2 separate regions of the Mus musculus genome follow, and region 2 is linked to region 1. The links are chromatin loops, found by intact Hi-C in ENCODE. Cell type or tissue: left cerebral cortex. All regions are shown on one strand.

Region 1 (5,000 bases):
CCTTAGGGCTGAGCTTAGGACAAGATGGTAAATATTTGCCAAAGGAATGCATGTTTTTAGTGAAGGAGTCACTGACAGAGTCTCCGGGGTTGGTAGTGTTTCTTGTTCAGTTTCTTTCTGTCTCTCCTTTGGGGTCATCTAGCCAAGACTGGCCCCTAAATTTGCTATGCAGCCAAGGATGACCTTGACCATCCGATGTATTTACTTCTGCCTGCTGAGTGGTCAGATTCCAAGTGTGACATCCATTCTTTGCCGTGCTGGGGGACTGAACCCCCAAGGACTTTCAGGGAGGTGAGCACTCCCTGAGCTGGGACGTTCCTCCCACCCACAGTTTCTCAAACCAGCTCAGACAAGATGACACTTTCGTCCAGAGATACTGGAGAAACTTGGAAGGCTTCCATCTCGAAGGAGGCAATGGCCCCATGCTCTCAGAGATGCGAGAAGGGGGTCAGGGCCAGAGGCACTTGGGTCAATCCACGAGACAGGTCCCCTAGGGAAGTGTGCCTTCAAGAGGATGTGCTGAGCGCAGCTGCCCAGAAGAGGAAGGAACCCACGGGTGGAGTGGAGGGCGGAGACCCTGCGTCCTGTGGCCCAGCAGACATTCCCACGTCTGGCCTCCACCTCTCCCACCCCTAACCATATTGAAATTCACATGCTCACTGTGGCCAGTGTTGCTACAGAGACGGCTTTTCCAGATGGGCAACACTGGGTGTAGACAAAGGTCGAGGACCGAGCCTACGTGCTCACAGTGGGTAGGAGTGGAAACTATTTGGTGCTATTTGGGAAGGTAATTTGTCGATGTGTGTCAGAGCTTCCAAAGTACGGCGCTGTGAGCCACGAATGTTCTAGTGATCTGCTCTAAAGAAACACTAGCATAGCAGATACTGGTAATTACAGAGAGGATGACTGCTCACCAGGGCAGCACGACAGGACCCACCCACTGTCCATCATCTGGGGACAGTTGAACTCTGGTGCCTCACTCACACTGGAGAATGGGCAGTAGTGACGTCACTCAGCTAATCTAGTAAAAACACTTCCTGGTGTGTGTGGGTTACAACCCCAGCAGAACAGAATAGTAAAGAGATTAACAAGCCAAGTGGATTAGGATGAAGTGACATAGGAGGGTGTTTGTGACAATGTATCTTTACATTGTATGTGTGTGTACATTTACATATATGTGAACAGGTAGAGGTCAGAGGTGAACTTCTGGTCTTACTGTTGTCATTATTTTGTGAGATAGGGTTTCTCATTGAACCTGAAGCTCATGGACTCTGCTTGGCTGACTGGCCAACGTGGCCACCTCTGACCTCCTTGTCCTCCTCCAAGACTGGAATCATAGGCTCTAACTTTTTCCTGGGTTCTAGGGATTTGAACTCAGGTCCTCATGCTTGTGTGGTAACTCTTTACTGACTGAGCCATCTTCCCAGCCCCTAGTCTGTATTAAAAAATACATACACAAATACATTTATGTGTCTATATTATAGATTAAAAATATGTATTTCTATGTATGTGGACAGTATATGTGTGTTTCTCTGTGTGTATGCATGTGTGAGGGGTGAACATGGGCCAGGCTATGAATATGGAGGTCAGAAGACCTCTGGGTATGAGCACGCCTTTAATCCCAGCCTTAGGGAGGCAGAGGAAGGCAAAGGTCTGAGTTGGAGGCCAACCTGGTCTACATAGCAATTTCCAGGATAGACAAGATCTTGCCTAAAAACAAATTCTGTCTCTATCTCTATCTCTATACACATACACACAAACATATATTTGTATATATGTGCCTGTGTTTATGGCATGTCTACTAAGGTCCCATTGGCCAAGACTGGCCATATGATGCGGTTCCTGATTTATCCTATTGCGATAAATCCCATCTTGATCCTATCCCAAGCACCTATTGCGGAATGTAGATGCTAGAGGCAAGACCTGGGGGCCACAGCAGTAGCAGTGAGGCACAATGTGTATAGTAAGGTTGTCCTGTATTAAGAAACAGTACATGGGGGATGGAGAGATGGCTCAGCGGTCAAGAGCACTGGCTGCTCCCGAGGGACCTGTGTTAGATTCCAAGCACCCACATGGCAGCTCACAATTGTCCATAACTTCAGTCCTAGGAGACTGGATGCCCTCTTCTGGCCTCTGAGGGTATTACATGTATGTGATGCATACACATGTATAGGTGGTAATACCCATTTTTGTTGTTTTGTTTTGTTTTGTTTTTGTTCTTGGTTTTTTGTTTTTTGTTTTTTTTTTCTGAGACAGTGTTTCTCTGTATAGCCCTGGCTGTCCTGGAATTCACTCTGTAGACCAGGCTGGCCTTGAACTCAGAAATCTGCCTGCCTCTGCCTCCCAAGTCCTGGGATTAAAGGCATGCACCACCACCACCACCTGGCCAGTAATGCACATTTTAATAAAAACTTTTATTTTAAAAAAAAGAAAGAAAGAAACTATGGGGGGGGGGTTGGGGATTTAGCTCAGTGGTAGAGCGCTTGCCTAGCAAGCCCAAGGCCCTGGGTTCGGTCCTCAGCTCCAGAAAAAAAAAAAAAAAATCCAACTTTTCTGCGACTTCCCAGGACTAACTCTCGGTAAAAGAACCTAGTTAGTTTTCCTCAGATCTCCAGTCTAGGCACAGTAAACCCTATTTTATGCGTTCCACCATTCTGTAAGGTCCTTAAGTATCATTATCAATAAAACTAAAAAGCATGATGTAGTGGGGCATTCCTGTAAAACCTAGCACTTGGAGAGCAAAAGCCAAAGCCAGATTGGTCCTTCTAGAGAGTTCCTGTGATCAGCTGACTGGCCAGCTGATCCAGACAAAATACATCCAGAAGAAAGTTTGAAGAAAACTCCCAGACATCCTATACACACCTCATAGGAAAAAAAAAAAAAAGAAAAGAAAAGAAACTATGTGGGGCTGGAGAGATGGCTCAGCACTTAAGAGCACTGGCTGCTCTTCCAGAGGTCCTGAGTTCAATTCCCAGCAACCACATGGTAGCTCACAACCATCTGTAATGGAATCCAGTGCCCTCTTCTGGTATGTCTGAAGACAGCCACAATGTACTTACATATAATAAATAAATGAATCTTTAAAAACAAACAAACAAACCTGTGTATGAGGTTGGCAGCTCTCCTATGGCGGGACATAGGTCAATCCCCAGGAGACAGGAGAATCCCCCAAAGCTTGTGGAACAGCTAGCCTGTGTATGCAGTGGTGAACGGCAAGAAACCCTAACTCACACAAGGAGGAAGGCAAGGACCAACACCTACCATTGTCCTCTGACCTCCTATGAACCATGGTATATGTGCATGCACAGAATTAAGATAAAAAAAAAAACAAGGGCTGGTGAGATGGTTCAGTGGGTAAGAGCACCCGACTGCTCCTCCGAAGGTCCGGAGTTCAAATCCCAGCAACCACATGGTGGCTCACAACCATCCGTAACAAGATCTGACTCCCTCTTCTGGAGTGTCTGAAGACAGCTACAGTGTACTTACATATAATAAATAAATAAATCTTTAAAAAAAAAAAAAAAAAAAAAAAAAAAACAAGATCTAACGCCCTCTTCTGGAGTATCTGAAGACAGCTACAGTGTACTTACATATAATAAATAAATAAATCTTTAAAAAGAAAGAAAGAAAGAAAGAAAGAAAGAAAGCAAGCAAGCTACCTGTCGCTGGGCGTGGTGGCACAAAAAAAAAAAAAGATAAAAAAACAAAAGGAAGGGACTGCCCCATGTCCAAGGAACCAGGAGCCACCTGAAGGGGCTCTCAAATCCAAAAACAAAACCATTGGAGCATCAGAAGAAATAGCTATGGATTAAGATTTTCAGGGTAAAATTCAGAGCTGGGAAAGCTTGCAGGTACAGAGCTGCCCATCTTGAGAGGCCCTGGTTTCCAGCCCCAGCTCAGGGAAACAACAGAGTCTAAATGAAATAAGAATGTGTGCTGCATCCACACCGCAGAAGTCAATGGCTGAGAAAACAAGCAGACTGGAAGAAAGGGCCTTCTGTCTTCTGAGGAGAATTCAAATAATTTATGGTTCTTTCTGCAGGAAGTAGCTCAAGCCACTGCCCCTTGAATGGGCGTTTGACTCAGTGACTCACTTCTAAAGTGTGAGGAGCTGACTGGACCGAATGAAGTTCAGAGGGAGAGAGCCCAAGTTTGCTCCCCAGAGCTAAAAAAACATCAAAATTTCTAAGCTGGGCATGGTGGGCCAAAGAATCCAGCACCAGGAAGACCCAGGCAGGAGGAAGGCCAGCTTGGGCTACATAGTGAGGCCCTGCCCCACTTCCCACACCATGAAACAAGAAGTAGAGACTCAGAGAGAGAAGAAAGGGAAGGAGGGAAGGAAAGGGGGAAGGCGGAGGAGGGAGAGGACTCTATTGTGTGAGGAGAAACAGCCAGCAACACACCTTAAACAGCCCTGGTTTATTCTGCGTGCCATGTGGTGATCCTGTGCCTTTGATCGAATGGAATGAGAAAGCTTCCAAGGCAATCAGGAGAAAAATATATAAGATAGATAAACAGACAGGCCGACAGACAGACAGACGGACAGATATCTACAAAACACCTGGCTGGCAAGCCTCGAAACTCAAGTCTGAAAACCTGTGGCTAGAAGGAGTCGAGAAGCAGCAACACAGTCACTTCACGCACTCGGATCCCGGGGCAGGGCCTGAGCGTACCAGTGGGTGAAGTCTGCATCAAGGCTGGGCTTGGCCAGCAGTCATAACCAAAACCAGTGTTTCTGGACAAACAGACCACAGTTGATTAAGGAGATTGACACGAGGAACACTAGACAGAAAACCGCGCAAACTCTGTAACCAGCCAAACAATACTTCTGTAAACCTAATGCTATTGCAAACTAGTAAGTTTGTTAAGAGCCGAGGGCAGCGAAGTGGTCCAATAATAAAGCCTATGCTTGACCTGGGTGACTCACACTCTGGGTTCTATGCCAGGCACACCCCCAAAAAGAAAAAGAAAAAACGGCCGGTGTGGTGACACACAGCTTA
Region 2 (5,000 bases), 150 kb before region 1:
CCTCCAGCTGGCTCTTGTGATGTGTTCCAGAAAATCATACCTTCTACCTCTTAAGGGCCCTCCCAGGACTTGCCCCATCAGCCCCATGGCTGAGGTGCTAGTAAAGCTGTAAGAAGTCACCCTTCACCCAGTCTACTCCGATTCTTAAGGGACCCCGCCAAACCTGCCTGAGGTACTCACTCCGGGAAAATCCAGGAAGAGAACGTGGACTTCACGCACAGCATTGGCAGCCTGAGCTACACAGCCCTCGGAGACCTGGCTGGTGGTAAACGTCACCTCACCCCTTGTGGGGTCCACAGGCTGTAGATCACAGCCGACTCTTTCTGCGAGACCTGCTGGGAAAGCATAGTGGGAAAGCAGGTTAGGTCAGAGGAGGATGGGGCAGGAATGTTTGTCTAGTGTGGGCAAGGCAGTCCCTGGCACTGGGAGGGAAGAGTACTAATTGTATTCCTAGTCTCTTTAAGAATTATTGTTGCGGGGCTGGAGAGATGGCTCAGTGGGTAAGATTACTGACTGTTCTTTCAAAGGTCATGAGTTCAAATCCCAGCAACCACATGGTGGCTCACAACCATCCTTAGTGAGATCTAACACCTGTGTCTGAAGACAGCTACAGTGTGCTTAGATGTAATAATAAATAAATCTTAAAAAAAATTATTGTTGCTAGCCGGGCGTGGTGGTGCACGCCTTTAATCCCAGCACTTGGGAGGCAGAGGCAGGCGGATTTCTGAGTTCGAGGCCAGCCTGGTCTACAGAGTGAGTTCCAGGACAGCCAGGGCTACAGAAAAACCCTGTCTCGAAAAACCAAAAAAAAAAAAAAAAAAAAAAAGAATTATTGTTGTGTTATTGTTGTTGTTGTTGTTGTTGTTATTTGGAGGCAGAGCTGTGGTAGCCCAGGCTGGCTTCAATGTAGCCAGGGATGGTTTTGACCTTCAGGTCTTCCAGCCTCTGCCTCCCTAATGCTAGGATTCCCCACCACGCCTGGATACAACCACGTTCACTTTCTGAACATTTCCCAGGTACACGTATGAGCCCAGAGCTCAAGGCGTATGACATCTTCATAGCTACCTTACATGGTAGATATCATTTCATACTCTCCACAGATGGGCAAACTGAGACACAGCCGGAGAAAGTCTCTCCTAGGATCATAGTGTTAGTAGGTATAATGTTGGAAGGAAGGTAAGAGCCAGGGTACCAATAAGTCTGAATTTCAGATAAACGGGAATCCTTTTTCAAGGTATAATTTTAAATATATAATTATATACTTATATTGCAAAAACAGTTTGCCTGAAATGAAATTTTAGCTAATTTTCAGAAGTATTTGTTTGTTTTTTGTTCTTTTTGTATTTTTGAGACAAGATCTCACTGTGTAATCTCAGTTGGCCTAGAACTCATTCTGTAGACCAGGCTGGCCTTGAACTCACAGAGATGGCCTGTCTCTGCCTCCCCAGTGCTGGGATTAAAGGCAAGTGCCACCGTGCCCAGCTATCTATTGCTGGCAGGGTGACCCAAGGGGTAGGGCCCATGGTGGACCCCAAGTCTTAAGGCCAGTTCAATCCAAAGGAAGGAGTGTGTGTACCGGGTGGCGTTGAGGAGGAAAAACGGTTTTCCCTCTTCAGACCTCAAGGTGTCCATTCCTGAGAGGCCGTTTCTGAGGAGGGAATTTCCTGCCTCAGGGGGAGCAGCCCAGGTTAAAGGCGGTGATGTAGAGCAGGCCTCACAGTCGGCTGCAGGGCGGCCCGGAAACACGGGTCCCAAGGGAGAGGAATGGAATTTCACCCTGACCCAGCAGAGGAGGAAGAGGAAATGAGGCCCCTACACCTCGTCCTAAGGAATGTGCTGAGGGGAAGGGGGGCTGTGGAGGAGGGACAGAGAAGGGGAGGCTGTTTGGAAGTTTATGTCTCCATCTTGTCGTGTTCACTTCCTGTTTTCTTGGAGATCAAAGATGGGCGAGGAGGGCCAGGCTTCACGTCCAGCTGACGCCAGTGCTGAGGATGGGGGGCAGGCCGGCTCTTCCTGAACCCCAGGCGCCTGTGGCCTGGCCAGCCTTCTCCCCCACCTTTGTAGCTAGCTTGTTGGGCCCAAAGCCACTGAGGTCAGAGAAGGAGGTAAGATGGCTACCTTACACCCCACCAACACCCTCCCTCAGATATCTCCATCTTGGGAGGAGAATAGGAGCAGGTATCTACTGCTGCTGTAAGAGCCCAAACTTAGCAGCCATTACTCTAGTCGCAGTAGCAACTTGCAAGAGACATCTGTGTGTTTGAGCAATACGGGAGTTTGGTTCAAAGCAAGTCCCTGGGAGCCAGGCCCAGTATCCCAGGCCCAACTAGTTCTGACTAGCTGTGTGGTTTGAGGGAATGATTTCAGGACTTTGGGCTTTAGTTTCCTGATCTCTACAATGGCAATAGGAAGAGAAAGCACCCGGCCCTGGAGGTTGTTGGGAGCCATTTGTGAGACAGGGCATGTGGTAGTTTCATTTCTGTAGTTTTCTTGTCTGCATTTAAGGGTGGGGGTGAAGCTGAGGACAGGACTAATTTTGAGGTTTCCCTCACCCCAACAGACTAAGGGTTGGCACCATTTCCTCTTGTCAGTCTCCCATCTGGTCTGTCCCCACTCCTACCTAGAAGGGGAGGCTGCAACCTCAAGAGACAGGACACTCACATCAAGGTCATACATGCGTATGGCTGCCCTCTGGGTCTCCGACTACTCCCTCCACATGGCCCACCATCTGGCCTACAGATCTTCGGACTTTTCCTGACCCCCCCTCCCCAGACTTCCAGGAACCCCAGTTCCTCTGGCATTTGGGGCCGCCTCCTCCATGCCGTCAGCCAGCGCCAGCAGGAGAGGCCGCGGGCCTGGCCATTATGTAATGATCAGATAACAGGCCAGGCTGGGAGATCAGATAAGAGGCCCATTTATTTTGGGGCCTTTTCGAATACTGGTTGCCCCCACCCCACAGACGAGAATGGGGAGACAGGAGGGAGTGTGACGCCTGAGCCTGTCTCCAGCAGCCCAAGGCGGGCCCAGGCCAGCTGAAAACAATCCCCTGGTACCAAGGGAACTGCCCGGGGCCTCCAGGGAACTGTTGGAGGAAGGGCCGCTGGGGGCCTACAAGTCACCTTTGGAGAACTGGGTGACCCTGACCTCCCGAGGAAACGTCTGGACCATCCTCCTACTCCTCCTCCTCCTTCACCCCACAATCACAGGCCTTACACAGCCAGTCCCCATTCCACCCCAAATAGCTCCCGGAGGTCATCAAGTTGCTCTGGGGCCCGATGGCCTGGTCATAAAGGCCTCGCTCTCCTTATTGGTAGGCATAATAACCACACAGTAAGTCCCATCACGATCCCTGTCTGGAAGCTTTGTATGACTACATTCCTTGGATCCTTACAGCAGCCTTTGGAGGGCAGTGGGGGGGGGGTTCTTATGCCCATCTCATGGGTAGTTAGGGAGGCTAAAGAATTTCCCTAGGAGACCCAGACTTTCAGCAACAGGCCCTGGTCGTGAACTCTGAGGGTCTAGTTCTAGCCCCAGCGTGTGCTTTCTGTAAGTCAGTTCTGATGCTCATCTCCGTGGTTCCCATGGGTGCTATGAGTGTCTGCGACACCGAGGAGGGCACTTTCAGACCAAAGTCTTCTTCAGTCACCCGACTCAGGCACCCTCTACTCTCTTCAGAGTCCAATCACAACCTCATAGCTGTCCCATCTCCCAGCCAGGCCACCAGCAAGACACAGATCCCCGCTTGTATGCCTTTCCCAGAATTTCCCAACAGCCACTGAGTCAAATTCACAAGCTGTGGTCTAAAGTGAGGTCAAAGGATGGCGAGGTTGACACATTCCACAAATTCCTATCCTAACTGTGCCGCAGCCGCCGGCCAGGCTCCTTTTTATGCCTCCCAATTATGATCCCTACACTGAGGTGGTAAAAACCCTCTGTCACCTTCAGAGAGCTGGTCACATGCACAGCGCTAAGCCATCCGCTAATGAATGGAGATGGCTCAGGAACTGCTGTGGGGACTGTGTCCTTCCAGTCAGAGGTGAACATTTCCTCCAAACACACCCTGCCTGCCTCTGCCCCTTCTCAGGCCAACGGCTGTCCTCTTAGATGTATTTATTTTAGTGTCATGTGCATAAGTGTGTACCTGCATGTGTGTTTGTGTGCCATGTGCTGGCAGTGCCCCTCAGAGGGCAAAAAGGGGCATCAGGACCACTGGAACTGGAGCTATGGACAGTTGTAAGCTGCCATGTGGGCTCTGGGAACCAAATCTGGGTCCCCTACAAGAATGGCAAGTGCTGGCTACTGCAGAGTCACCTGTCTAGACCCTAGTGACCACATTTTATTGATAGCCTGACCAACTTGTCTCAACTGTCAAAACCACTGTTGGCCGGGTGTGGTGGCGCACGCCTTTAGTCCCAGCACTCGGGAGGCAGAGGCAGGCAGATTTCTAAGTTCCAGGCCAGCCTGGTCTACAGAATGAGTTCCAGGACAGCCAGGGCTACATAAAGAAACTCTGTCTCAAAAAACAAAAAGAAACACAAAAACAAAAATAATCAAACAAAAAAACCCACTGTGGCCTCTTCTTGAAGCAGGTGCCTCCTAGCCTCCTGCTGGTGGTAGCAACGGGGAGACAGCACTCAGCTTCAATCTCAGCACTCGGAAGGCAAAGGCAGATGGATCTCTCTAAATTCAAGGACAGCCTGGTCTATAGGGTGAGTTCAAGGACAACCAGGGCTGCACAGAGAAACCTTATCTCAAAAAAGCCAAAACAAACAAGCAAACAACAAAAACAACAAAACCCAAACCACGACGACCACCACCAAAACAAAAGGGAGAGAAAGAGGAAGGGGAGAGGGGAGAGGTACTTCCTTAGGTCTGTGGGCCCCCCCTCTCCCCGATGTCTTAGAGTCAGGTGGTACTTCACTGCCTTTATCTGTTTTGATGGTTTGGGCAGTTTTGTTTCTCATGTGTGTGTGGGTAAGTGTGTAAGGGTGTATGCGTGC

What was found. A loop is a pair of places that touch in the nucleus more often than their neighbours do. Peaks named below come from ENCODE experiments on the same cell type or tissue, not always from the same donor. Only the 100,000 strongest peaks of a DNase experiment are listed, where the experiment ranks them.
Region 2: it touches region 1 in a loop (2.2-fold over the local background); 1 of 42 quality-filtered maps calls a loop at or near these places.

Annotation. Positions count from the first base shown.
Region 1 is chr2:32,502,849-32,507,848 of GRCm38, reverse strand. No RefSeq gene overlaps it. Among named protein-coding and RNA genes, the nearest start is that of Fam102a, 30 kb to the left of the region's middle. In left cerebral cortex, CTCF peaks have their summits at 2,133 (motif pointing left) and 3,561 (motif pointing left); no DNase peak of the experiment used is centred here.
Region 2 is chr2:32,652,851-32,657,850 of GRCm38, reverse strand. It overlaps Eng (endoglin), which reads right to left. Exons shown (of 15, transcript NM_007932.2): 2 at 181-335. Among named protein-coding and RNA genes, the nearest start is that of Mir1954, 3.0 kb to the right of the region's middle. In left cerebral cortex, no CTCF peak of the experiment used is centred here; no DNase peak of the experiment used is centred here; H3K27ac peaks cover 1,825 bases.